Linked DNA regions of Mus musculus: regions 2, 3, 4 and 5 are each linked to region 1. Evidence: chromatin loops called from intact Hi-C (ENCODE). Cell type or tissue: left cerebral cortex. All regions are shown on one strand.

What was found. Peaks named below come from ENCODE experiments on the same cell type or tissue, not always from the same donor. Only the 100,000 strongest peaks of a DNase experiment are listed, where the experiment ranks them.
Region 2: a loop joins it to region 1, with 4 times the contacts of the local background. A loop is called at or near these places in 3 of 42 quality-filtered maps.
Region 3: it touches region 1 in a loop (5-fold over the local background); 5 of 42 quality-filtered maps call a loop at or near these places.
Region 4: a loop joins it to region 1, with 3 times the contacts of the local background. A loop is called at or near these places in 3 of 42 quality-filtered maps.
Region 5: a loop joins it to region 1, with 2.7 times the contacts of the local background. A loop is called at or near these places in 5 of 42 quality-filtered maps.

Annotation. Positions count from the first base shown.
Region 1 is chr7:77,129,356-77,134,355 of GRCm38, reverse strand. No RefSeq gene overlaps it. Among named protein-coding and RNA genes, the nearest start is that of Gm30774, 760 kb to the right of the region's middle. In left cerebral cortex, a CTCF peak has its summit at 2,337 (motif pointing left); DNase peaks (open chromatin) are centred at 1,116, 1,524 and 2,206; H3K4me3 peaks cover 860 bases; H3K27ac peaks cover 970 bases.
Region 2 is chr7:77,439,398-77,444,397 of GRCm38, reverse strand. No RefSeq gene overlaps it. Among named protein-coding and RNA genes, the nearest start is that of Gm30774, 1.1 Mb to the right of the region's middle. In left cerebral cortex, a CTCF peak has its summit at 2,574 (motif pointing right); a DNase peak (open chromatin) is centred at 2,591.
Region 3 is chr7:78,577,976-78,582,975 of GRCm38, reverse strand. It overlaps E430016F16Rik (RIKEN cDNA E430016F16 gene), which reads left to right. Exons shown (of 11, transcript NR_015542.2): 11 at 218-1,910. It also overlaps a transcript of Ntrk3 not described here. Among named protein-coding and RNA genes, the nearest start is that of Ntrk3, 2.6 kb to the right of the region's middle. In left cerebral cortex, CTCF peaks have their summits at 2,954 and 4,959 (motif pointing right); DNase peaks (open chromatin) are centred at 3,648, 4,259, 4,717, 4,928 and 5 more places; H3K4me3 peaks cover 2,057 bases; H3K27ac peaks cover 2,134 bases.
Region 4 is chr7:78,764,149-78,769,148 of GRCm38, reverse strand. No RefSeq gene overlaps it. Among named protein-coding and RNA genes, the nearest start is that of Mrpl46, 16 kb to the left of the region's middle. In left cerebral cortex, a CTCF peak has its summit at 2,652 (motif pointing right); a DNase peak (open chromatin) is centred at 2,654; H3K4me3 peaks cover 237 bases.
Region 5 is chr7:78,594,219-78,599,218 of GRCm38, reverse strand. E430016F16Rik (RIKEN cDNA E430016F16 gene) reads left to right here. Exons shown (of 11, transcript NR_015542.2): 9 at 4,633-4,820. Among named protein-coding and RNA genes, the nearest start is that of Ntrk3, 19 kb to the right of the region's middle. In left cerebral cortex, a CTCF peak has its summit at 3,111 (motif pointing right); DNase peaks (open chromatin) are centred at 1,854, 2,252, 2,466, 3,119 and 3 more places; H3K27ac peaks cover 2,543 bases.

The DNA.
Region 1 (5,000 bases):
GGGTTGGGAAATAACATGGGAAAACAGGCATCTTTGTCCCTAAACAACATTCTTTACAATATTATTGGTCTCTGGGGGGAAATGGAGACAGTAAGTATACATACTATAGATACTAAGTTGGTCTCTTTAGCAACCACTCAACATGCATTGGTGGGTAGTGCCACTGTTGGTGTATCATCTTAATATGGGATAACCAGAGTGACTTGATCCCAAAAGTCTCTGGGAGTTGATAAGATCTAACCCACAAATGGATTGATGATAAGGATTTCTGCCAATGTCTTATCATTTCTAAAGTATTATAAAGTTGATCTCTAATGTTTTAGAAACAAAGTATTCAAACTTCCTCTACCTGCTTAGGATTCCTTGAAGGTCTCACCTGTTTTCATCCAAATTAAACAATCTCATATTTTATCTACTTCAGATATCTTTAGAGCTTAGCTGTTTGGAGCTCAAGGAAACTAATTGGAGAGTTCAAAGGCTAGACATGAGACGATGTGAGATTACCCACCCCAAATAAGACACAATCTAGAAGTAAATATTAGACATTGTATTTTCATGTTACATAGGATGTTTCAGAGGCTCTTGATTCCCCAGCCACACTGGGAGACTTTCTTCCTTTCCTTTCTGCTAGTGTACACCTCCAAATATTTAATGTACATTATTGTCTGATTCACAGAAGGTTTCTTTGGCCTAGTCATGCTCACATTTGCATATACCTAAATGTATACAATGGAATGGGGAAGGAGAGTCTCCTCCAGGTCTGAATCTACAGCTTTGGAAACTGAGACCTGGATGAACTTAATAGGGCTTATAGAGAGAATTGGTCCAGTTTCCCCTGTGGTTGTTAAATGTCTGCTGCTTCTTCGCATACCACATGAAAGTGCAGACTGGTTTGAGTATGAAACAGACCCAACAGCTATGAGCTCCCTTTCCTGAAACCTCTTGCACACGTCCTGCCCCAAACAGTCAGATCTGAAAGTCGTTTTGGATTAAAATGCGGTGTGTGCTTCAGAAAGGCAAAGAGGAAGCTGGGCCCCAAATGCTGAGAGACGAGGTCGAGGAGGGCAGCTGGCCTGGGTCCAGGATGCGGCCAGAGACAGGGGAAGGACTGTGTAAGAGCTCTTTCTTTGAACAACCAACAAAAAGACAGCTAGAAGGAAGGGGCCAACTATGCCACAGAAAGGAAATGGACCAGAGAGAGAGGGAGCGAGCGGCCACGCCTCTGCTCAGCCCTCTTCCTCCTTCCCCCAGGGTGGCATCAAACACATCACTAACTATGATTTGAATTCTAAGAGTCCAGCCACCTAACCAGCCAATCAACAGAGATGAAAATGAATTTGATTCTTCTCTATCCTGTTCACAAGTTTGCTGACTCAAGTCCGCGCTCTGTTCTTTCTTTCTGTTTATGTTGTCACTTGGTTTCATTATTTATTTTTAGCCCCAATTTCGGAAGCTCTTATTCTGCTGGGTATTGGCAAGGTGTCAAGGGCATCACTCTCAGCTCTGAAAGGATCATTGTCCAGCTCTGGACTCCATCCTCTCCAGACAGAGAAGCAGTGTGAGTTGCCTCATGCTGCCTCTTCACTGGCCCAGCCAGTCTGCAGTCTCTGAGTAGCGGTCTCTGCAGGGCATCCAATGCCATGCTTGTGAATGGTAGAAATGTTAGTGATGTTTGCTTTCATCTGATCTAGGTCCTCGGTTTTCAATGGGGAAACTGAGACCTAGAGAAACGAAAGTCCATCCATGAAGTAGCATGCCAATATCATGACATCTTGGCTTTCAAAACTCCCCGTTGAACAACGCTACTTACTTAGTTTCGCCGAAATGCCTGCCCCATTTTGAGTCTGGCTATCATTGTTTTTTCTGGATTCCCAATTTCCTTGTGACCATGAAAAAAATAAATCAAACAAAATGGTAAGAACATCCGTGGGACTGCGTTTCATGGTGCCCACTTTCTCTTTGTCATTGCCTCTTTTCCCTTAAGAAACAGAACTTACTTTTTTTTTTCTTTCTAATTTTTGTTTCCAGTGAGCCAGGAGCACTGAGCTAGTGTGTCTTGCCTGTTAGGACAGGCTGCAGTCGCAATGAAAGGACATGCTTCAGTTCCCAGGACGATGGTCTCTTTGACTGGGAATATACCGACCACTATTACAAGTATGCGAGAGTAAACAAGGCTAGAGTCAATCTCAACTTGTTTTACACTCTGTTTTATTAAAGTCAATGCGTTTCCGTTTCTATGTGCTGAGCCTCAGCTGGCTTAATTATACATACCCAGGCGAATTCTAATGGGGACAGAGGACAGCCAGTGATTGGAAAGCAAGGCCCTTTTCTGACCTCTACAGGCCATGGAGAGAAAAAGAAACAAGGCTGCTTCTGGAAATTAGAGATTAGGAAAGAGGATGCTTTTTTTTTATTATTTTATTTTTTTCTGGATGCTTCTTTACTGCTGTAAGTACCAGACACATGTGTGTCCTACTTTTGTACAGCGTGTCTATCTGTGTTTAATAGGTTACTGCAGCAACCAGGAAGAGGTCAGTTTTCAGGAGGTTTTTGCAATGGAAATTACGGTCTCCATCATTCAATACATATTTAAAGTAAGCCCAACACATGTTCACCACTGGTAACAAATAATCTATTTTTTTTTTCAGAAATTACAGTCTGATGGGAGGATGTAAGAGCTCACAGCAGCACCATGCAGATTTCGTCAGGACAATATGGGAATTTAGAAACTATAGGAGACTTCCTGGAGGAAAGGACATTGAAGCATATGGGGCTTGGGGTTTTGCTCAGAGAGAAAAACCAGAAACTTGCAAACTGACTGGGTCAGGAGGGGTTCCAGTGCTAGATTCCCCTTGCATAGGATAAAATGGGGCCACTGATGGAAATAGAAGGTACTTCCCATTCTAAATACCACCTGCTTATGCAGATACTCGAGCTAGGAAGGAAATTAAGTCAAGGGAGATGACGGAAGGGAGGAAATAGTTATAGATGTCACAAGGAGAGTACATAGTGGGCATAGTCACAGGAAAGCTGAGCACAGCCTTGACCACACATCCTGGTCCATCTCTTAAGCATCTGCTCTGAATATGGGCCATGGCAGGAAGATAGAGGTTCCCATTTGTAGGATCATTATTGTTTAAGAAATGGACGTAAAGAATTAAGTGAGGAGAGATAATGAGTAGCTAGACTTTGAACTTGGTGAGTTTGAACTTGAGATGGTTTACAAAGATACGTGGAATCCGTAGTTCATATTTGGATCAGGTCTTGAATAATCATTGTGTAGAACACACCATCCTGAAAACAAGGAGATGCTCTTAGGCTTTGGTGGGTTTTAAGGATCTTTGAGGAGAAGCACGACTCAGGATGTCTGTATAAACCCATTTTTTCACTCCCTGAATAACATTACACAGGACCTTACCTGCTTTGTGCCCTGACATCCTCACCTGACCATCAAAAGAGGGCTGCTAGGATGAGACATGGTAATGCTCACCAGGGTCCAGGTCGGCTGTAGATAGGGAGCAGCCATATTCAATCATTGTTGTGTTCCCACCAGTGTCCACCATTCCTGGTGATGTGGAAAGACCCAAAGTGGGAATCTCTTGACTCCTCTTGGACAAACTCCAACTCCCACCTTTACTAAAATTTCCCCTGTAAGGAGAGACTTTTGTTTGAAAGTAGAGGCTGCCTTTGCCTATATTCCCACAAGTTGGAAGTGACCAAGAGCAGGGTCTGAGACCAAGAGAAGGTTCCTCCTCTGCTGAAATTCTGTAATATCAGTCTCCTAAATCTGGAGTTCAGAGTTGGTCTTGGTGCTCTAACCCAGAAAGCGTGTGCCTTTAGCCTCCATGCCATGGAAGTTAGACACAGGATTGATAGGTTCTGCTTGTGCATTCCATACTGACCCAGAAATGAACTCACTGCTGAGTCTTACCTTACGCCAAGAGACCAGGATCACAACCAATCCCTCAGCCAGATTCTTCCAAAGAAGCATTGAGTTTATCACCGGGTCAGGGATAGTCTTCATACTTATCTGCCACCATGAAAGTCATTTTAACCCATCAATAACCCTAGGGATTATTAAAAGTTTCTCATGATCTAGAATTGTAGATTTCCCTCAGTCATTGGTCCTGAGACTTGAGTGTGGTCACTACATTCAGTGTGTGCTCTCTTCCAAGAGCAGAATTCATTTTGCTCTGTGACCAAGGAGGCCCAAAAGATACATACATTTGTAAATTGCCTTATATTAAGGACTGATCATCAAGGAAGCTTGTTTTTCATCCAAGTGTCTATCTCCAAATCTGTGTGTTACTCCAAATCATCACCTTTCCCTCTCCCCTTTCCCTCTCCCTCTCTCCCTCTTCCTCTCTTCCTCTCTTTCTCCCTTTCTCCCTTTCTCCCTCTCTCCATCTCTGTCTGTTTCTCTGTTTTTCTGTCTCTGTCTGCCTCTCTGTTTCTCTGCCTGTCTCTCTCTGTCTGTCTCTCTCTGCCTCTGTCTCTATCTGTTTCTGTCTGTCTCCTTCCTCCTTTCTCTCTCCCTTCTCTGTCTCCATCTCTGTTTCTTTGCATCTGCCTGTCTCTATCTATCTCTGTCTTCCTCCCTCTCTCCTCCCTCCCTCCCCTTGCTCTTTCCCCTGTGATATAGGGAATTCACATTTAATGCCATATTCATTGTGTCAAGTAAATATAACAGTTCCATAAAGCAGGGTAGAGTTAGGTACTGAAATACACTTTACAAAATTTCCCTTTACAGTGCACAATTTTCCTGAACAACATTTTGCTATCAAGAATGCATTGGACATCAAAAAACCCCAACTGTAACACAAACAAAAGGGGACATCTGTTAGGCAGACAACAGCAGGCTCCAGGCCTGGTGAATTATTGTTGCCCAAAAAGCTCTCATGCTGAGTATCAGCTACTGGCTGTGTGTCTTTCCAAGGCTGGAGCCTTTGGTGGGCTCTGGGTGAGAGGTATCAGCAGGGCAAAGCAAATCCATCACTCTA
Region 2 (5,000 bases), 310 kb before region 1:
TACCTCTCTTTTTGTGTCTCTGTCTGTCTCTGTTATTTATTTCTTTCGAGTGTGCGCGTGCGCGTGTGCGCGTGCATGTGTGTGTGTGTTTAATGAGTGAATTAAAAGGAAAGAGAGGGGATCTAATACCCCTTTCCCTATAGCCAGTTACTAAGATTTATTTACATCCTTGTCAGCAATCCTCCTTGGATTCCTAAGAATGCTAGTTATTGATAATTCCAGATATGATGGCAGTCTTAGCCTGCCTTCTTTCCAACTCCAGCCAGGACTTCCTCCAGCGATCTCTCTCAGACGAGCCATTTGCTGACAGGGAGTGTTTGCATTCCTGTCAATTATACCTTATATTAGTTTGTGGGTTCCACTTGCATGTGTACTTCAGTGAGATGAGTTGCTCTAGAGCAGAGTAATTTTCTTGCAACTGTGATCCTTCAGAAGGGTATTTGCTGTCATACAGAATTTCCTCTTCCCCAATATCGGTGTTATTTCTACCTTTAGTAAGGGCCTCCTCAGATGTAGATTAGGACAAATATAGAATAACATACATGCCTAGAACCTTATCACTACCTTGCAGAATTTATGCTGTAACATATTTATTCAGCAACTTTCCCAGATCTCTTGGGATAGATCTGTAACAATGACTGCATCATCTCAGGAATGGAAGTTGGAATAAAGTAGACATGGAGCTACTATAGTCTATGGAACTTCAAAACCCATGTGCTAAAATACCAACTACAAATGCAATGATGTTAAGAGGTGGACCATTGGGCGGTAATGATGTGGATGGATCATCAGTGAGGTTAGTGCTCTTATACAAGCAGACATCAGAGAGCTAGCTGGCTTGCTTGAGTCTATGTGAAGGCACATCAAGGCTAAATAAAAGAGAGGTAGCATGAGAAGGAGAAGGAGACTTACTGGAACCCAGTCATGCTGGTGCCATGATGCTAGACTTTTAGTCTTCAGAACTATGAGGAATATGTATTTGTTACTGGCACTTAGGTTAATTTTGTTATACCAGCCTGGGCTAAGACAGCCTACTTGCATGTGGACACTGGCACTCTACGATGTGAATTTCTGGATGTGTTGTTCACATGCAGCCTTAAGTATTTAGCTTTTAGCTGGTGCCTAAGTTAAGAAATTAAATGTCATCAAATCATACACAGAAATTGCTTTCCTTTTAGTCACCTTTAATCCTTATGATTTTAACAAAGAGAAAGACTTGGTTTTATGGGGTCTTTAATAACCTTGGCAGTTGACTGACATTTCCTTTTAACAACAGAAAAAGTAATGTAGGAGTGTGTTGCCTTCAAGATCAGTACTATCTGTACAGAATTTAACAATAATGGCTTATGTTCACACTATTGACTTAGATGTTTCGGTGTGCAGAAGATAGATTTGGCTTTCCACTGATGTACTATTGTAGAAGCTAACAGTTCTTGAATGCTTATCTCACTCAAGGCACTGTTTATTTACCATGTTTTAGATAATCTCCATGGCAACCCTATTATCTGAGTGCTAATATTGTTCATTTTAAGAGGAATAAAATGAAACAAACAAAAGGAAAGTTACTCAAGATCACAAGGCTAAAAACTGGTAGGCACCAGATTTTAACCTTGAATAGGCACTTAGTAGTAATTCTGTCTGTGCCTTGGTATGGCATGATCTTCTTGGCTTAAGCACTGACTGGACTGTGGTGACAACAAATGAAGAAACTACAGACACACATACAGATAAGCTAGGATAGGGTGGGTAGTGTGCTCTGTAGAGACATACCATCAACACCAGAAGCTCAGAAAATTTATTTTGTATCTGTGAATTGAAGGAGAGGATTCATTTGACATGGCTGAACAATGAGAGCTATTTATTAAATATGACTGAACAAGGAGGCAGATTTGGCTAATCTCTGTATGTGGTCTCTAGAAGACCAGTTTCATGCTACAGCGATCTGAGAGGAGGAAGCTCTAGTGGCTAGTTTCTCTATACACTGGGCAATCCTGGTACTTGGAGCAGAAGAAGGCTTTGTCCTGTTTTTGAGCCACATCAGGGAAGGCTTTGCCATTTCCTTGGATCTGAGACATTTAGTTTCTGGCATGGCTGTTCTCATATCAACAATAAACATTCACTCAGGGTTTCCTCCACTCTTCATAGAGGGCTAGTAGCTAGATTTTTAAGTATTAAGACAAATAAAAGAATTGTACAATAGCATGGTTATAATAATGAACAGCACAAAGGTAGGACATTAGTGTGATTCAATGCTCAGAAAAGAGCCATCTAATAATAATTAGCAAGATCCCTTTTCTCCAGATAGTGAGAATCAAGACAAAGTGGTATTTAAGTATGTATTGGATGGACAGAGTCCCATCCTGTTGTTGCAAAGTATCACCAAATAGACAGCCATTCAGAGCTCTTTATGGAAAGCTGAAGTTTATAGATGCTTAAGAAAACTAGATTTGACTACAAATTATAATTGTCTACCAGCAATTTAAAGAATTTTATGAATTTGCAGCGGGGGTGGTGTGGGTATATATTCCTGTTGGTGCATGTACAGAGAGATCTATGCACACATGCATGTGGACACCAGAGGTCAGCCTTGGGTATGATTCTTGAGTTATGTGTCTTGGTTTTGAGTGTTTCATTATATTTATTTGTCTGTGCACATTGGTGCTCGCATGCAGGCACTATAAAAGATCATTTGTGGTGGTCAGAGGACAATGTGTATGTATATGAGTCAGCTTCTTCCATTATGTGGATCTCATGGAGCAATCTCAGACTATAAGGTTTAAGTCAAGTGATTTTTACCTGCTGAGCAATCTCACCGCCTCCACACTTCTCTTTGGGACAGAGTTTCTCTTTGCTTTTAGCTAGCCATGTAGGCTATGCTGTTTGGCTAGCCAATCACAGAGATTGCTGGAATTATAATAAAGCATCTCCATACATTTCTTTTGGATTCTCATGGATCCTGGCAGCGTTCATACTTACCAATTGAGATGTTTCCTGGGTAACTGAGTACTTCTTGATCTGTCTTAATTTTCAAATATGAGGCACATAAACTGCAGATTAGATTAGTTGTGATTGAATAAGGGGATATATATGGTATATAGTAGAGGGCTTGTCCTTTATGAGTTTCTGCAAAATGTCTGCTTCTTAGAACATTTGATTTTTTTTCTTATGTCAGATGGTGCAATTCTCTAAGAGATACTGGTATAGTTAGATTCACAGAGTCACAACTATCTAAGAATTAAAAATTTCAAATATATATATATATATATATATATATATATATATATATATATATATATACTATTCAATATTAAACTTCTAATAAAGTTCTAGATTATTTTCTACCCCCACTGCATTTCCTATAGTACACTCCAAATACATTTGTTTAGGAGATGTGAGTATTAGGGATTTTAAGGATATGCATGAAGTATAACCATTGCAGGACAGCAAGAGCAATATTCTCACCCACCATGTAAACATATAATATTACAAAGGCTCAAGACCACCAGGGAAAATGCCAAAACAAAACAAGACAGTATATATATATATATTTTTTTTTCTTCATTCTTATAATAAAGTCTATTCATAAGATTGGCCTGAGGCTCCTAGAACTGGGAATATGGAATGTGAAATAGCCATCTCCTGTAACCAGGCAAGACTTCCAATGAAGGAATGAAGATACCAACTCAACTTCAAAATCTTTGATGAAAAATTTATTCTGTATACAAGATGTGCATAGCAAAAGATGGAGCAGAAATTAAGCAAATTGCCAAGCAATGACTGAACAATGAGACTCATGCCTTGAGATGGAGCCCACGCCTGACACTATTAATGATATTCTCTTATACTTGCAGACAGGAACCTAGCATAACTGTACTCTGAGAGGCTTCACATAACTTCAGATGCAAACAGATACAGAGACACCACAGCTAAACATTAGACTGAGATTGGAGAATCTTGTGGAAGACGGGAAGGGAGGATTGACAGACCCAGAGGAGTAAAGAACTCTATAAGAAAACTTACAAGAAACAATGAACCTGAGCCCACAGAAGCTCACAGAGACTGATCCAACAACTCAAGAGTGTGCGTATGATGGAAGTAGGCTTCCTACATGTATGTAACAGATGTGCAGCTTGGTCTTCATGTGGGACCCTTAACAACTGAGCAAACAGGAGAGGATGTATCTGACTCCATTGCATGCCTTTGGACCCCTTTTCCCTAACTAGGCTGCCTTGTCTAAGCTCAATAGGAGAAGTGTCCCTAGTCCTATAGCAACTTGATATGCCATGGAAGCTTGATATCCATGGAAGGGCTCCCTTTCTCTGAGAAGAAAGGGTGTTGGCAGAGGTGGGATGACAGGGAGGGACTGGGGGTATAGGGCAGAGGGAAGCTGTGAACAGGATGTAAAGCAAATAAATACATTTTTAAAAGTTGGTCTATGGGAAAATAAGATGATATTTGATGTTTAAAGTGTGTTCTGTCAAGCCTGTTGGCCTGAGTTCAATCATTTGAAGCTAGATTATTGAAGGGAACAACTCATTCCTACAAATTGTCCCCAGACACTCCTTATCCCAGAAAAAAACATGGCACATGCATCCACCCACACACACCCACACAGACACAATAAATAAAAATAATAAAACTTTTAAATAAAAATCTGCTTTTTATCATTTCAAGTGAATGCTGAGCAATAAAATATTAGTATTTATTTGCTCAGAAAATAGAGGGTTTTTTCTTCCCCGGAACTTAGTTTTGTTACAAAGCAAAACCTCACTGTAATGAGTTGCCTCAGTGGGAATTGGATTGGGTTCTTATTATTCAATTCCTATTGCTATCCCTAATGTTTGTCAAAATGTAATATTTCCTGAATAGATAAATACTTTAATGATTGAATTCTGACTAAGTCAGTTTGCTTCTGGCAACCTCTTTCTCCACAAGGTACTCTGTTGGACTTTCCTAATTCCCCATAGGCATTCTATATGCTGACATAAATTTCTTCCACC
Region 3 (5,000 bases), 1.4 Mb before region 1:
TCATTTCAGATTGAAGACTATTGGAGGAGCATGGTGGCTTGGAACAAGGTGGGAGGCTTTGGGTAACACTGAATTTCCTGTCCCTGAGGATGTTCAAGCAGGGGAGGTCTGGGAACAGGAGTATTCTGCTGAGAAAATTCCTGTTACCAAGTGGGGTGGCTCTGGGTGAGGGAGGTGGTCTGTTTCACCCAACACGGGCTGTGGGTCTGGCTTTCAGGGTAGCTAAAACAGGGTGCAGCCTCACCCAGATGTCAGTGGAAGGACCAAGAAAACCATCAAGGAATCTTCTTCAACTGACAGGAGTAAGAGATAAGGACACCCCCCTCCCCATCAACAGGTAGCTTCAACCCCCCAGTAGGTGTTTGTCTAACATCTTAGAACTTGAGTTGGGGTCCTGAACTGGGGTGTCCTGTGCTTAAATTTTCCTGCTTTGTGGGGCTTACTTTGATGCTCAACTTGTCCACCTTCACAGATTCATTTTCGGCATCCAGATTTGGCTGAAGTTCTCTCCTTGGCCTCCGACTTTATGAATAGCATTGCATGTTCTCAGTCTCTTGCATGGGCACCTCTTCTTCTAGCACATGACGAGGTCTGTCTCTTCCAGCACAGCTCTTCGGAACAACAAGTTCTTGGGAGCCCAGGCCTCCCACCGTCCCCTCAGGTGTTCCTCAGAACTGCCATTCGGGACCATTGCTCCTTTCTCAGCTCCCACTGAGAAACTGGGTCCTAAATCGGCTCAGGCTAGAAAGCTGTGCAGCATAGCTTCTCGGTTCAGACTGATATTGTAGGAGTAAGGCATAGTGGGTGGAGTAAGGTGTAGGAGTAAGGCAATATTTAGGGTCTGGCCTCCATCCCAGAAATATGGCCACTGGCTCAGAAGTGTGGAGCCATTGGAAATGGGGATGTGGCAAGGTGAAAAGGGTGATCATTGTGTGTGTGTGGGATAACGGGGGAGTCTTAGAAAGCACTGGTTGTGGGGTCAGCACACTATGTTTTTTTTGCTTCCTGAATTTCTACTCCCTTCCTAGGTACAGGGACTTTGAGCTGCTTTGAATCCTTCCTCAGAAGTTATGGGCATTCATAGTCTGGAGCGGATTTCTTTAAGAAAGAGACATGTGCTTGATTTCTGTAGATAAATGGGGAGCAGAAGGAGCTCCGTGCCCTGTTAGGCAGCCCTGTCTGACCTATACGGTTGGAGATTTCCTTGGAACCTTTGGAAGCCCTTGGCATCTTCTTTAAGCCCTTGCATCTGCCTTGCTGGGAAAGCTTTCTAAGTTTTACATTTTGTACAGGGAAACAAACAAACAAACGTTGTTCCTTCTTGTCCCTTCTTGGTCAGCAGGGGGTTGGAGGGTTGGTGTGCACTCTCCAGCTTCCTCATTTAGGAAACTCCATCTGGCAGCTGAGAAGATGGGGACAGATTATCCTGATTGTCTGGATGCTGAGATGAGTCATATGTCCAGGACACAGAGGCCACATACTGGGAATTCAGGATGATATGACAAGTCCTTCTTCCCTGTCAACCAGGACATTCTCAGCAAGATGACAGCATGGTTTGAATGCCCTGGGTACCTGTTGACTGAGAGGAGAGTGTCTGTCCCAGGGACTCTGTCCTAGCCCCTTACCCATTTCTGGCTTACTTTGACTGCTTTTCTGTGGCCTGTAGGCGTTTCACTGATAGTGGAAGTTTAAAGATCTCCTCTCTCTCTCTCTTTCTGTGTGTGTGTTCATGTTTATGCACATGTATGTGGGTGTATGTGGAGTCCAGAAGTTGATGTCTGGTGTTTTCCTTGCCCTATTTTTTGAGACAGGGTCTCTCACCGAATCTTGCTGGCCAGCTAATACCTAACACCAGAGATCTTCTTGTCTCTACCCCCAGCAGTGCACACTGCTAAATAAATCCATTTTTTAAAAACATGGGTGCCGAGTCTTCATGCTTGTGTGATCAATACTTTATTGATGACAGCCATCTTGCCAGCCCCAAAGTTCTGTTTTTGCAGGCACCCAAGACACTCATTTATTCTAACTGGATGCTTCTGGGAACCTACATGGAATCCCTGTTCCTTTCTAATGAGTCCCTTCATCCAAGGCTTGTGGAGAACCAGAGATGATTCGAGCTGTAGGGGCTCTGAAGCTGCCCCCACCCCATGCCTGTCAATCACCTAGGGGAACTTCTTAAAATGTTTGGTTTGGGAAGTCTCTGATGAGGTCCAAGGAGTTGTATTATCTATTACAAGCTGGCAGGGACTGTGGATGTCATCAGTTAAAGGAGAGCAAAGACCTGGTTCCATGTGGTCATTTCATGGATTTGAAAGCTGAGGCCCAGAGTGTAAGTCTATTTGTTCATGGTCATAAGTAGAACTCTGCTCTTTCCACTTGCATTAAAAAAAAAGAGCCTTCTTCATTTTTAAGCTTTACTTTCTAAGTGGGCTCAGAGCTCCTAGCACCTTACCTTCATCCTATCCACGGTCAAGAATGAAAGACCTTTTGTCCAATCAGAGTCCCTTGCTTCACAGCCTGAATTTTCACTCTCTGAAGAGGTTTCCAAAGTTTTGCTTTGAAACCCGACTTATGGATAGCATCCTTTCTTTGCAGGCAGTAATAAAAATCGTCCTTGTCCTTAAAAATGGGCGGGGCACCCTTTAAGACACAACTATGCTTTCTCCTTGTTGGAGCTCTACTAAATCCCCTCAGGCAGTCAGCTATTCTGTCTCCCTGGGGTAGTCTGGGAAATGCTTCCTATTTCTCCTCTGCTATCTCTCAAGAGAGGCCAAGTTCCAGTGTCCTGGCTACACCTTACTCTCCCTGCCTCTCAGAGAACCCTAAAGTCACTCAGGATGGCACTTGAAGTGTCAGGGAGATTCCCAATGGACAAGGACATCAGGGACTGGCCTGAAGCCAGTAGGTTCTGGTTTGAGAGTCTAAGGCTGTCTCCACTCTGTCCCCTCCTGCTGGCGGGAGGGCAAAATGCCATTCTGGGGACAAGGCCATCATGGCGACAGGGTGTAAAAGTCTCACTGGGGCAAAAGGAAGGCAGAGTGTAATGAGAAGTCGGGGAAAATGCCTTTTATAGGCATGCTCTTTTCTTTTCCTCCTTTCACCCAAGTTTACTCCCAGCAAAAAGTGTTACTGCAAGCCATCGGGTCTGTCTGTCGGTGGCACTAGGGGCAGGCTGGTGGCACCGCAATACCCCTTCCCCCCATCTTGCCTGCAAGTTGCATGACCTGCATTGGAATCCACAGGGGGGCGGGGGAGAATCCTTTCAGATCCTGGATGCTGTTGAATTCAATGTATTTTGCTTCCTTGCCTGCCCTCACCCAAGCTCGGGGAGGAGAGCGCTGCTTTCTTCTGCGTGTGAATGCTGTAGTGTGTCTGCCTGCTCGGATTCCCCTAACCCTTTCTTCTCCTTTCCCACAGCAAAATCTCAGGCTTTCTCAGGAAATAGCTCGCATTTGGCATATTTACATTTGCATTTTATTTTTAAAACAATCCTATCAAGGCAAAAAGCGGGGGCTATACTTCTCTCCCCATCAGGTCTAAACTTGCCTCGAAGGCTGCACCTGTTTTGAGCCCCTACCAGGAAGGGGTGTTTGTGGGGGAGGGAAAGAGGAGGTTCTGTGCCCCCCAAATCATCCGGAGAGAGCAGTCCGCCCACCCCCTCACCAGGCTGCCAGCTCGGCGCACCCGAGGGCTGAGCCCAAGAAGCTGGCCTCCGACGGTGCTGGCGTGGTGCTTGCCAAAAAATGCCCTTCGCATCTCAATTTCCTGGCCGCTTCTTTCGCATGAATCGCTCGCCCTGGGCCACCTCGGTTCTCCAGCGCAGTCCTGCAGGCGCTCCTTCCCTCTTTCTCTCCTTCTCTGGTCCCTGTTTGTCCAAGGCGGAACCCATAACGCACCGCCAAGAAGGAGCAATAGGCTCAGGGGCACTCAGTGTGCCATGCCACGCAGTCCCCTCCCAAGCTGAGCCCAGCTCCCGGGACTCTTGATTACCCAAATGAGTGTCATTCAGATCTAGGTCTGCACGTCTGCGGCCGGCGTCCCTGGCTGCCTCGCTCGGGTTCCTGTGCGCTCCTGATTCCCGTCACTGTCCGTGAGCCCGAGACCCTCACTCAGGCTGGGGAGCATCCCGGGTCACCTGGGCCACGCTCATTTCGCTTCCTCCTGCGGAGGAGATTGCAGCAAAACCGGGCAGCACGAGGGCCAAAAAGTGGAAGGGAGAACGCCTTTCGTGTTGCTCAGTCAGCTTGCCAACTCTCCCTCCCCAACGCCGACCCTCGGAATCCCAACTGCAACTTTTCCTTTCCGTCTCGTTTTCCCCTCGGCTGCAGCGAGCGGGCGCGGGCGTGGAGCGGGCGGGCAGCGGCGCGGCTGCGGGTGGCGGTACCGGCGAGAGCCGAGAGCCGGCGAGTGGGTGGGTGGGTGGGGAAGCAGGAGGGAGAGGACGGGCGGGGAGAGAGAGGGGTGTGGGGAGGGGAGGGAGGGGGAGATTCCGCTCTCCTGCCTCTCCCAGCCCGGGCGGGGGGCGGGGGGGGGGGAGGAGGCCGCGAGGAGGGAGGGGAGGAGGGAGGGAGGGAACCGAGGAAGACGCTCCGATAACCCGTGCGTTTCGTAAGGCTCGGAGCACTTGTACATTTCTGCAGGCGCGTAGCGAGCCATTCGCCGCGACTGCTGCAGCTCTGACTGCATCTTCCTTCTCCTCCTTCCTCCAGCTCCGCGCGTGTGTATGTGAGTGTGTGCGAGTGTGTTTTGCAGGTGTGTCCGTTTTAATTCTGCCTAGGAGGTGGGACTTGGTGACTTTAGCACCATCTTTTTTTCTTTTTTTATTATTATTTTTGCCTTCCCACCGTCTGTTGTTACAACCCTGCAAAGTCTCGGAGTCGGAGAGCGCGCCTCGTTTCCAGAGCTTCTGGACCCCGCAAGCCGGCGAGCGCCGAGCCGGCCACCATGCCCGGCAGACCGCGCCACTAGGCGCTCCCCGCGGCTCCCACCCGGTGGCGGCG
Region 4 (5,000 bases), 1.6 Mb before region 1:
AGGCCGGGACAGAGTTCTGTGGGGTGTAAGAGCAGCAGATGGGAAATCCATCTTTGTGTCTTTGGTTCTTAACTGTCCCAAACAGTTTTAGGCCAGTTATCTGGAGGCAAAGGCAGGCATTTCTGGATCTTCCATGTTGAGTGGATCTAAGTGGCAATGCATAACTTGTCAAAGTCAACTGTGGAGATGGATCTTAGGTGTCACCTAAGTCCAACCTGGCCAGTGTGTCCTCAGATGACGGGACTAATCATGCTTTATCTGATGGAGCCTGTGATGGATATTCCCAGTTGTCAACTTGGCTATATCTGAAATGATCGACAATCCAGAAATGGAAGGCGTGCCTGTGATCCGGATCTTGAGACCGGAAGGCACAGGCTTTGATATGCATCTTGACGTGGGATGACACAAGCTTTTGATATGGATCTTGAGGCATAGTGCCCATGAAAAGCTTAGGCCACTATCCTCTTTAGACATCTTGAGTGCATAAGGGGGCAAAACCAGCTTAGCATGCATGTCTGTCAAAGATGACCCATGACTGCATTTCCCTATCACATGCTACACAGAGAACACTTCTGTACACATCTGCTGTCCTGTCTCTCTCTTCTCTAAAATCTCTCTTGTGAATGCTCTCTCTCTCTCTCTCTCTCTCTCTCTCTCTCTCTCTCTCTCTCTCTCTCTCTGGAACATCACGTCATATGCCTTTGATCATTCACATCACATTCAGCTCCTTGGACATTCACAGCACACACAAGCGTGCACATCAAAAGCTATCAATATTCTAGCCACGCATCCACATACCCTTGAATGTTCACATCACACCCAAAACCCACGATGCTTCTCCTACCACACACGATACAAACCTCTGAGATCGATCCGATACATCGGTACCTCTGATACAACTGTACCTACCACATTCGCCTGCATACATCGATTCCTGCATACCTTGAAACTGATTTGATAATACACGTGCACCTTCTTGAACATTCACATCACACATACACTCATGAATATTCACCTCACGCATCATCTCAGGTCCTTTGCCTCTTGCTCTCAGATCCTCTGTGTGTGTGTGTGTGTGTGTGTGTGTGTGTGTGTGTGTGTGTGTTTGGGGGGAATGTGTGTGATAACCCCTTTAAATACACATCTCATGCTTTCTTACTGACTGGATTCTAACTGGATTTGGCCAGTGAGGGAGAGGTACTGGCAGGAGGTTAAAGGGAAGGGAAGCTAAGGCTAAATATTCCTTCCCACTGCGTGCATACATCGCCTGCTCAGCATCTCTGTGGTCCACAGCCGGCAGCCCTCTTTGATTCACATTCCTGCAGCATGGCTTGCTCCTGGTAGCATTGTTTTCTTCTGCTGTCCCCAGCCCTCAGGGTGATGGCTTTACTCTTGCTCCTCTCCAAATTGCCTCTCCATACCCTGTTTGGTTTCCAGCTCTCTCAACACCATGGGAACTCATTCTCCATGTTGAAAAGTCTCTTTTGAACGACATGGCGTGGGCTACATTTTCCTAACTGCATCCTGACTGATGTTGAGCCAACGCCACGACGATAATGGATTTCACGGTGTCACTTAAACACGCATGTAATGTATTTGGGAGTAACCACCTCCTCATCTTCTTCTTCCATAGTCATCTCTTCAATTTTGGGGGCATCTTCAATTATTTTTTTTCTCTACAGTATACATATGAGAGAGCACCTGTGATAGTATTTTTTGAATCCAGCTTATTTTACTTAATGTCCATTTTCCCATAAATGACATGAGTTTGTTCTTTGTGGCTAGGTAGCACTCCATTGTGTATACATACTACACTCTCTGTGTTCATCTGTGGGTGAACCATTTTGGCTTTTGTGAATCGTTGGTGATCAACACCAGCACGCAGAAGTCTCTGACATGTGTCAGTTTTGATTCCTTTTCAGATAATCCTCAGGAGCAACACTCACAGGAGAGCAGTCTCATCCCTTGCCCGTAGCTCTCTAGGTGTGGTTGAATCTCTGTTGAACTAAATCCTAGTTCATACCATTCAGTATTTTGCTGAGTTCAGTGGCACCTTCTCCTCTGCTTCTCCAGGGCTTTACTGAGCTAAAGCTTCAGGAAGCATCTCTGCCTTCTCTAGGTGGATACAGAGAACAGTGCCCAGCCTCACGACAGACTCCATCTTCTTGGATAGAGTCCATTTGATGGACAGTGTCCTTGCAGAAACTTAAAGGGGCATTTTATAGGACCAGATTTTTGCATCATTTAGCTAGATATGATTTCAGAAGCCACGTGGGTCATCACTACCTGGCTCCTCAGGAAAGAATGGGAGCCATCTCTATCTCCCTAAAGATTTATGGTGTGAGAACTGACCACCGAAACTAAATTCACATTTCATGGACACACCCTTGGGCAAACCACACTTTGATTCTGGCTTTCTTGTTCTCAAAATTATGAGAGATTGTTGCCAGTCATTTATTACTGTTTTCAAAATGCCAAGGGAACTGTATAATCTTGAACAAGTTCTATGCCAGCATGTGGGCCTCGTTTTCTGCATTGGCAGTGTAAGAATGTTGGATTCACGTCCTGGTTGGGGCAGCTGCTGGTTCATGTGCGTCAGGGATTGGGTGAGTCTGTGCAGTACACATCGTATCCACAGGGAGGCGCCACACACAAACGTATATCCCTCCTAGGTACGCTTGGCCAAAAGCTGGGCTGTGGGTCAGAAAGCCCCACTGGCTCTTAGGCTTTCTAGCGTGTTATTACCGCCAGGTGGCCATCTGTCCACAACAACGAGTCAAGGCACGATGGCCACTGCAAACACGCAACTGTATTGCAAGGAAGAAGTCACCAACCAAATCGTTAATGCATTAGCTTAATGCATCAGAAGGAGCTGACAGGATTAAGCTGAGATCACTAAAAGGGTGAGGCAGCTCAGGAGAGGTAGAAAGAACTGGGGGAAAGGGCAAGGACACCAGCTTGCAGGCAGGTTGCCGGCCGCGTACTGGACTCGATGTTACATATTCACAGGTTGGTAGGTTCACCCTGTGTTCTGAGTTTCTCTGACACTCGTGAGATACCAGTTGAAGAAGCAACTCTAGCTGACAGATGAGGGAAGAGCTGGAGGGAGGTGGCTTGCTAGCTAGTCAGTGGCAGAGCTCCATCTTAAGACCAGTCCTCATGTGCCATGATGCCAGGTTCAAGCAGCACACCCAGGATCCTGGAAGCAGCTAGTTTTTACCCGAGCATGGAGTGGGTTCGGTGGAATCTATTCGTCACAGCTCCTGGCATATGACAGGGAAACAGTGCTGACCTTGGCTTCACATGTAGCAGAGAGTGAATCGAAGTGGACTCTTTGAGTCACCTGCTTCTATCCCTTGTTATATTTTGAGACAATAAGGCCCAGAGTTAGTCATTTTGCCAAGGATGGAGCCAAAAGCAAGAGAGTAGGAAATCTTCATCCCCACCTGGGCTTTTGCTCAGATGTCCTGTGGGCTCTGCTTGGTTGTAGTGTGGGATTCCCAGCATTGTTTGGGAGCCTACGGGCCTGCCCAATTGCCCTCAAATGCCAGCCTCCTAGGTGCCAGCCTTGCCCTGCCGCCAGCATCTCCTCCCCTGCTGGCCAAGCTCCTTGGCCTTTGTTAAGACCTGTTGGGCAAAGCAGGGATTACCCAGCATGCCAGGCATGTAGAGGCCAGAGAACCAGGCTCTTGGCTCTGCACAGCTTTCCCTGGGATTACAAGATAATGCATTTGAAGAAACATTAACTCATCCAAGTTTATGGATTATATGGAAACGAAATCGTAGTAATCTCCTCAGCCATCTGGTCCTTGATGCCACTTAGCCAGGACCTCCCAGAAGCGCCCCTCCCCCCAGGTCCCCACACAGGGCTGGGGACAGGGATGGCCATGTTCCTTATTCCTCAGGCCAGGGCAGCATTTTCCAAGGGTCTTGGAAGGGCCAGTACAGTTTGTGCCTTCAGTATCAGAGAGGTGGGCAGGGCAGCTATAGCAGGGCAGAGATGTGGAAAACCATTCATTACCAATAATGCTGCATATGGGCCGTCAACCTGTGTTTGTAATGAAAACCCGACTTTGCAGTTTAGAAAGCATCATTAGGCACATTTCTAGGGTTGGAGTGCTGGGAGGGGAATTTTTCTCCAGATGAGATGCTTGCATCTTCCATCTTTCTAAAGAATCCCGAGCAATGGAATCCCAGCCCTTCTCTGCCTCCAAACCAGGGGATGCAGGTTCTCTGCAGCCAGGACTTTGAATTATGCACTTGTGGCAGAGTGCAATCTCCTGAAGCTGTCTAAAGGGGAGGAAGCGGAACAGGGTGATGTACAGGGGCAAAGCACATGGATTTTGGCTCTAGCCCACCTAGTACGAATTCACTGTCACCGTATGACCCTTAGCAAGTCATCCTTACCTTCTGTGGTTGTTACGTGGAATGAGTGTGTTTATTTAAATTAAAAATTGTTTATTTATCTACGCGTACAGATGCAGCAGTGCGTGTGTGGAAATAAGAGGGCAACTTAGACTACGTGGGTTCCTGAGACTGAACAGAGGCTGTCAAGCTTGGAAGCAAGCACCTTTACCTGCTCAGCCATCTTGCCGGCCCAGATGTGCTTTTTTAAAAAAATCGTTCATTCATTCATTCATTCATTCATTCATTCATTTTGTAGTGCTGGGGGGTTGAACTCATAGACTCACGATGCTATGCAAACACTTTAGCACTGAGCCACACCTGTAGCCCTTAAGTGTCTGCATTTAAAGAAGAATCTTCTACCTGTTGCCAGGGCCCCATTCATTCTGTCTATGAGTGAGGTTGTAGTGGATCCCTCACACCCGTGGCGTGCTGGTAGGTAAGCATTTGGAGGTGGTGGATGGGTGGTAGGTGTCCTTGATATGGTACCTCATGCTGATTTCCTTGGTGTAAATACTCCCGTCAGGGTTAGCTTTGAGGTCCCACTCACTGCAGAGCTGAGAAGAGGGGCATGCTAGTAGCTGTAAAGAGTTGGT
Region 5 (5,000 bases), 1.5 Mb before region 1:
CTGGAAGCCAAGAAGCAAGAGGTGAGTAATGGGTAGCCTTGTGAAGTGCAGTTTGGACCTACAGCTTAGGAACGGACTTGGTTGTCCTGAGGATCCTGGGACCTGCGAAGAAACACAAAGAAGTCTAGGAAAGGATGTAAAAGGAGAAGCAGAGGAAAGGTGGATAAGAGAGAGCCACTGTAGACAGACAGGAGGAAAGGAGGAAGAATGCGTGCCTGCCGGCACCAAAGTTTCCAGACCTTCATTTGTTTTATTGTAGCCTTCTGCACATATCTAGTCAAGTAGCTGCATACCCCAACCTGGCTGGCATAGGGAATGGTGCCTGTTAGGTCCCCTTAAAGACAGGACATGGGAGGAAGTGCAGGATAAGAGCAAAGTCATGAGTTTAAGACCTACTGGAGCACATGGATGAGGGTCCCTGGGTCTCAGAAACATGAGTCCATGGGTAGACTGTAAGTGCACCCCATCAGACATCCCCTCTGTGTTCAGGATTACTGCTGTTTCCCTGATCCAGCAGGCAGAGTCACAAACCTCCCCTGGAAAGAGGCTGCAGAAAGTCTGTCAGTCCCAGAGAAGACTGGGAGCCTGTGCATCAGTTGGGGGGTTGGGGGGGGCTGGGGAAAAGGGAAGGTGGCTCTCGTTCCTGCGTGGCATTTGCTATTTCGGACTTACTGAAAGTCTGCTTCTCATGGATCTCTGCTCTGATGAGAGTGACAAGACTTCTCACAGCGATCTCTTTACTTAACCCCTTTTGCTGGGCCATCTGTTCACTACTCTGATGTATGCTTCTCCTCGGAGGAGCCATCAAATTATTCAGGCTCCTTCCCTGGTGCAGACGCTGCTCTCCTCCCAGCTGCCCCTACCCCACACAGCCGAAGCCAAACCACTTTCCCACATCCTGAGTGACACAGATACTGTGTGCGCGCGGGGGGAGGGGGGTGCCCGTGGGCGAGCAATCATGGTCCTTGAAAAAAAAACACTGGGGGTTCGGTTCGGTGCTCATCCTCACTGTGGAGTCCAGCTTATGCTTCAACTCCAACGCCTCCCCCAGACTGGCTTTCAAAAATACCCACTTCTGAGAGCTCTATGGTCCTTTCTGTGCACTCCCATCAGTGAGGACCTGCGACAATCACTTGCTCTCTCACAGAACACCCTGGGTCTTCTGGAACCTGGGGTGGGGGGCGTGGTGGCACCGAAAACTTTCTCCTTATTCATTTTCAAGTTCTTACAAATTTTGAAGCCTTCTTGGGCTTTTATATGCCCCTCCCTCCCCTCTGCGCCTCATGTCTCTCTCCTTGATGTGGTCAGTTCTCTGCAGCGGGGCCCAGGGCAGCAGCGCTGTTGCTGACAAAAGACTTTCCATATGCTCAGTCCAATATGGTAGTTGTCAGCCACTGCACCTACTGAGTTCTTGAAACCCGGCTTGTACTCTGGTGCTTGTATTTATATTTATGTTGAAGCCAGTCGTGGTAGACTTAAACTTAGCTTCAAAGCAGCGCCGGCCACTGAGACACCTGGGAGGGAATAAGCTAGAGGGGCGAGGTCTGCGGAAGGAGCCGAGCCCTGGGTGGGAGTTACAGATAGGCAGAGTGAAAGCTCAGAGATGCACTGATCCAGGCCCAGGCCTCTGGAAAGCCCCAGTCTCTCCTCATGGCCCAACCTCCCTGGCTCTGCTACCTGCATCTCAGGCAGAGGAAACTGCTTGGTGCTTAGCTGGTCCTTAACACCCTCCAGGGCAGGCATCAGGCTGTGAGAAGTTTTGAATAATGAATGCAGTCAAGAGGGGTGCTGGCTTTTTCCATTCACTAGCTGGAGCGCCTTCCCCAGTGGGTGGGTGAGGCACACAGTCATCACCCACCCCTAGAGCAATCTTCCCAGGGTGAGAACAGGCCCCCACCCCCGCCTTTCTTCCTTTGCCCACAGGAGGCTGAGAGCTGGCAGGAGGGGGGTGGGGTAGGGAGGCTGCAGAGCCCTGCCTTAGAATTCCAAGCAAGGAGCCACAGCTAAGGTTCTCTTCTCTTGTTTTCTAGCCACTGTTTATTGAGCTCATCTTCCAGGTACTGTGCTAAGTCACATAAGCGTATATTCTCCACTGGTCCTAGGAGGTGAAATCAGCCCTGGTTTCTGAGCCCAAGGCTCAGAAAAGCTAAGTGACTTGTTCCAAGCCAGCAGCTGATCTGTTTTGATCTCAATGTCCAAACTTTTATCAAAAGCACTGCCTTCTCCTTCTGGGTTAGCAGGCCAGATGGGTACCTTTTGGAATGCCTTTGGAGGAAGAAAAGGAGTATGGACCAGCAGGATTGTCAGCTTCTGCTAGTGCCCAGGAAACTGTCACTGAGTAGACATTCCTTAGCCAGTGACTCAAAACCGAAGGATGCTTAATCAAAGTTTAGTCTGACATATGGAGAACTGGCAGGAGATTAATTTAATATCACCTCATGTTGAAACCCTCACCCCCCTCCCGCCTCGTTCCTCCTCTCTTGGTCTCTTTCCAATCTGTTTTCATTGGCATCTTCAACTAGGAGCAGACAGAACCAAGAGAAGCACCAAGAAAGGCATTGCCTGACGCCAGCTGTGATCTCTGGGCAAAGGCCGGGCTCTCTGAGACCAGAGGAATGCAGGCAACTTCCCAGAAGCACCTGGGTACAGGGCTGGGAGCTGGTCTAGAATGAGGGTGGCGAGGGTGGTCTCAGTTGTTGGCCTGTAGTGGCGACATGTGACTGCTTCCTGGGACCTTGAGTACTTCTTTAGTAAGATTCTACATAAGCCTCCAGCATCCTCATCTCTCCACTGCAACTGGTTGTGACCATCAACCGCTGGTCCTTGCTTACTGTCTGCTCCCTCCCCCTCCTCGGCTATCTTCTTGCTCTCTCCTATGCTCTCTCAGACACAGGTTCTGGCTTGGATCTCACTGTTGTTGTTAGTTATGTGATTTCTTATTCCTACTGGGAGATTTCTTGTCCCTTTTGGAGTTTGCCTTCTGTCTGTAGGTGGAAAAAGGAAGATCCCGGAGCTAAGGAGCAGGCAACAGCCAGGCCTGACAAAAGGCCCTAAGGAGTCCTAGGGAAAGGTGGTAGCTTGGCCTCTGCTCTTCTTTTTGTGGCCGGTAGGTGGTGCTAGATGCTAGCCCAGGCCCAGCTGGGGCCTTGGAGGAGCTAACTGCTGTTCTGTCTTACAGGAAAGACTCTGCCAGACATGAAGAAGCTCTGACAGTAGGGACTCCGTAGCTGATTCAGGACACTGGAGGTGCTACGAGCATGCTGCTGTTTCTTGTCTCCAAGCTTTGCAGCTCTTAGAGTCTGGTCCCCCTTAAGGAACTGGAAATCAGGTGCAGAGTAGAACAACTGGGTAGCAGACGTTTGCCTGTAACCTTCCAAGGAGGAGTAAAGATTCTTTCCCTTGCAAGCTCAGAACAAACTTGACCTCACCCCATTTGGGGCAGCTAGGGAGGATAGACATACAGACAACTGTTTCTGGAGCTGCCCTCAGCAGCAGAGTGAATGGGGTCTTATTCTGTTATCAGGTTCTGAACCGTGTGTGCCTACTGAAGGTCTGGCGCACAGTGTGTGCTTCACTAAATGAACGAATGATGGAGGAGTTCAGATTTTCCTCCTGGATTTACCCTCTGGATATATTTAGGAATGCAGCCAGTTCCTCTGCAGAGAGATTTCAGGAGTGGCCTAATAGGAAGGGTGGACCTTGGAGGCCCACGTAGCTGTAGCTGTGACCTTCACATTTGTCTGGTGAGGAGATTTCTTTTTCTTCACTGCGTGAGCATCTACTGAATGTCCAGCAAGTATTTGGTACATCTTTCTAAACTCCAAAATCTCCTGTCTACAAATATGCCCCCATCAGACCAAAATAAATAAATAAATAAAGGTCTGGTGTCTTTACACCAGATATTGGGGATATTGGCTTAGCTCCCTAGGCATGCAGAGCTTGGGGAAAAAGGGTGGACTTTTGGAGTTGGCCAGTCAGAAAACGGAAAGATGGGTCTGTCTGGTAGGCCCTGGGGTATTGGGTCTCGGTGCACATAGCCAGTGTAGACAGAAGGGAACGTTATCTAAGTAGGCACATGAGCAAGCATTGAAATGGCTTTGCTGGTTGTTTTTTTTTTTTTTTTTTCTGGGCTGAGACTCAAACTCGGCCAAGTGCTTGGTTTTACTGAGGGCTTGATGGAGGCAGGTCAGTCAGAATTGTGGCTAAGACAAGTGCTTGGTTTTACTGATGACTTGAAGGAGGCAGGTCACTCAGAACTGTGGCTAAGGGAAATGGGAAAGGGGCAGATACTTCGTGTGATCCTTAAACACCCAGTGTCAAAGTGAATGAGTGAGGCGTGGGGTAGCTGGGGGTAAAAGCAACGGCCTGTCAGAAAACTGACTGTAGGAGGCAGGGGAGGCTTCATAGCTGCCCATGCAGGGGACCCCCTGTGCTTTAACCACCACAAAGAGAAATGAGTGAAGGAAGAGCTCAGAGTGAGAGCTGAGCTCTGGGCAGCTCTGGTCACCCACTCTTAGGATGTTCTAGGGAACTCCTTCGGGATTTATTTAATAACAGCTCGTATTGAAGCCTTTGCCTTGCTCCTTCTCTGTCTGCTTGCTTCCAGTCTTTATTGCTATCTCCCACCTCCAGAGCCATCTATTAAATGGCACGATGTGCTGGAAACAAACTCCAAGCAGGACTGGGAGATTCACAATCAGCTCACTAGAGAAGCCATTGAAGAAACCGAGCCCATCACCCTGGAGAAAACAAGACCTGGAGTGGAGTGATTCCATCCATGTTGGGATGAGCACCGAGCAGACACCATGTGGTCGGAGAAGGTGAGCTCCCCAGAGACCAGCAAGTCCAGAATGGAGAGAGAGGACAGGTTGGAAGTTACACATCTCTCTTCAAGTCTCACAGACCAAGAGCCAGTGGGTTGTGCCATCCTTCTGTATGCTGGAGCTTCCTCAGGACCACTTAGCTGTAAATTCAAGCAGCTGTAAAGGTCACTGGCCTTA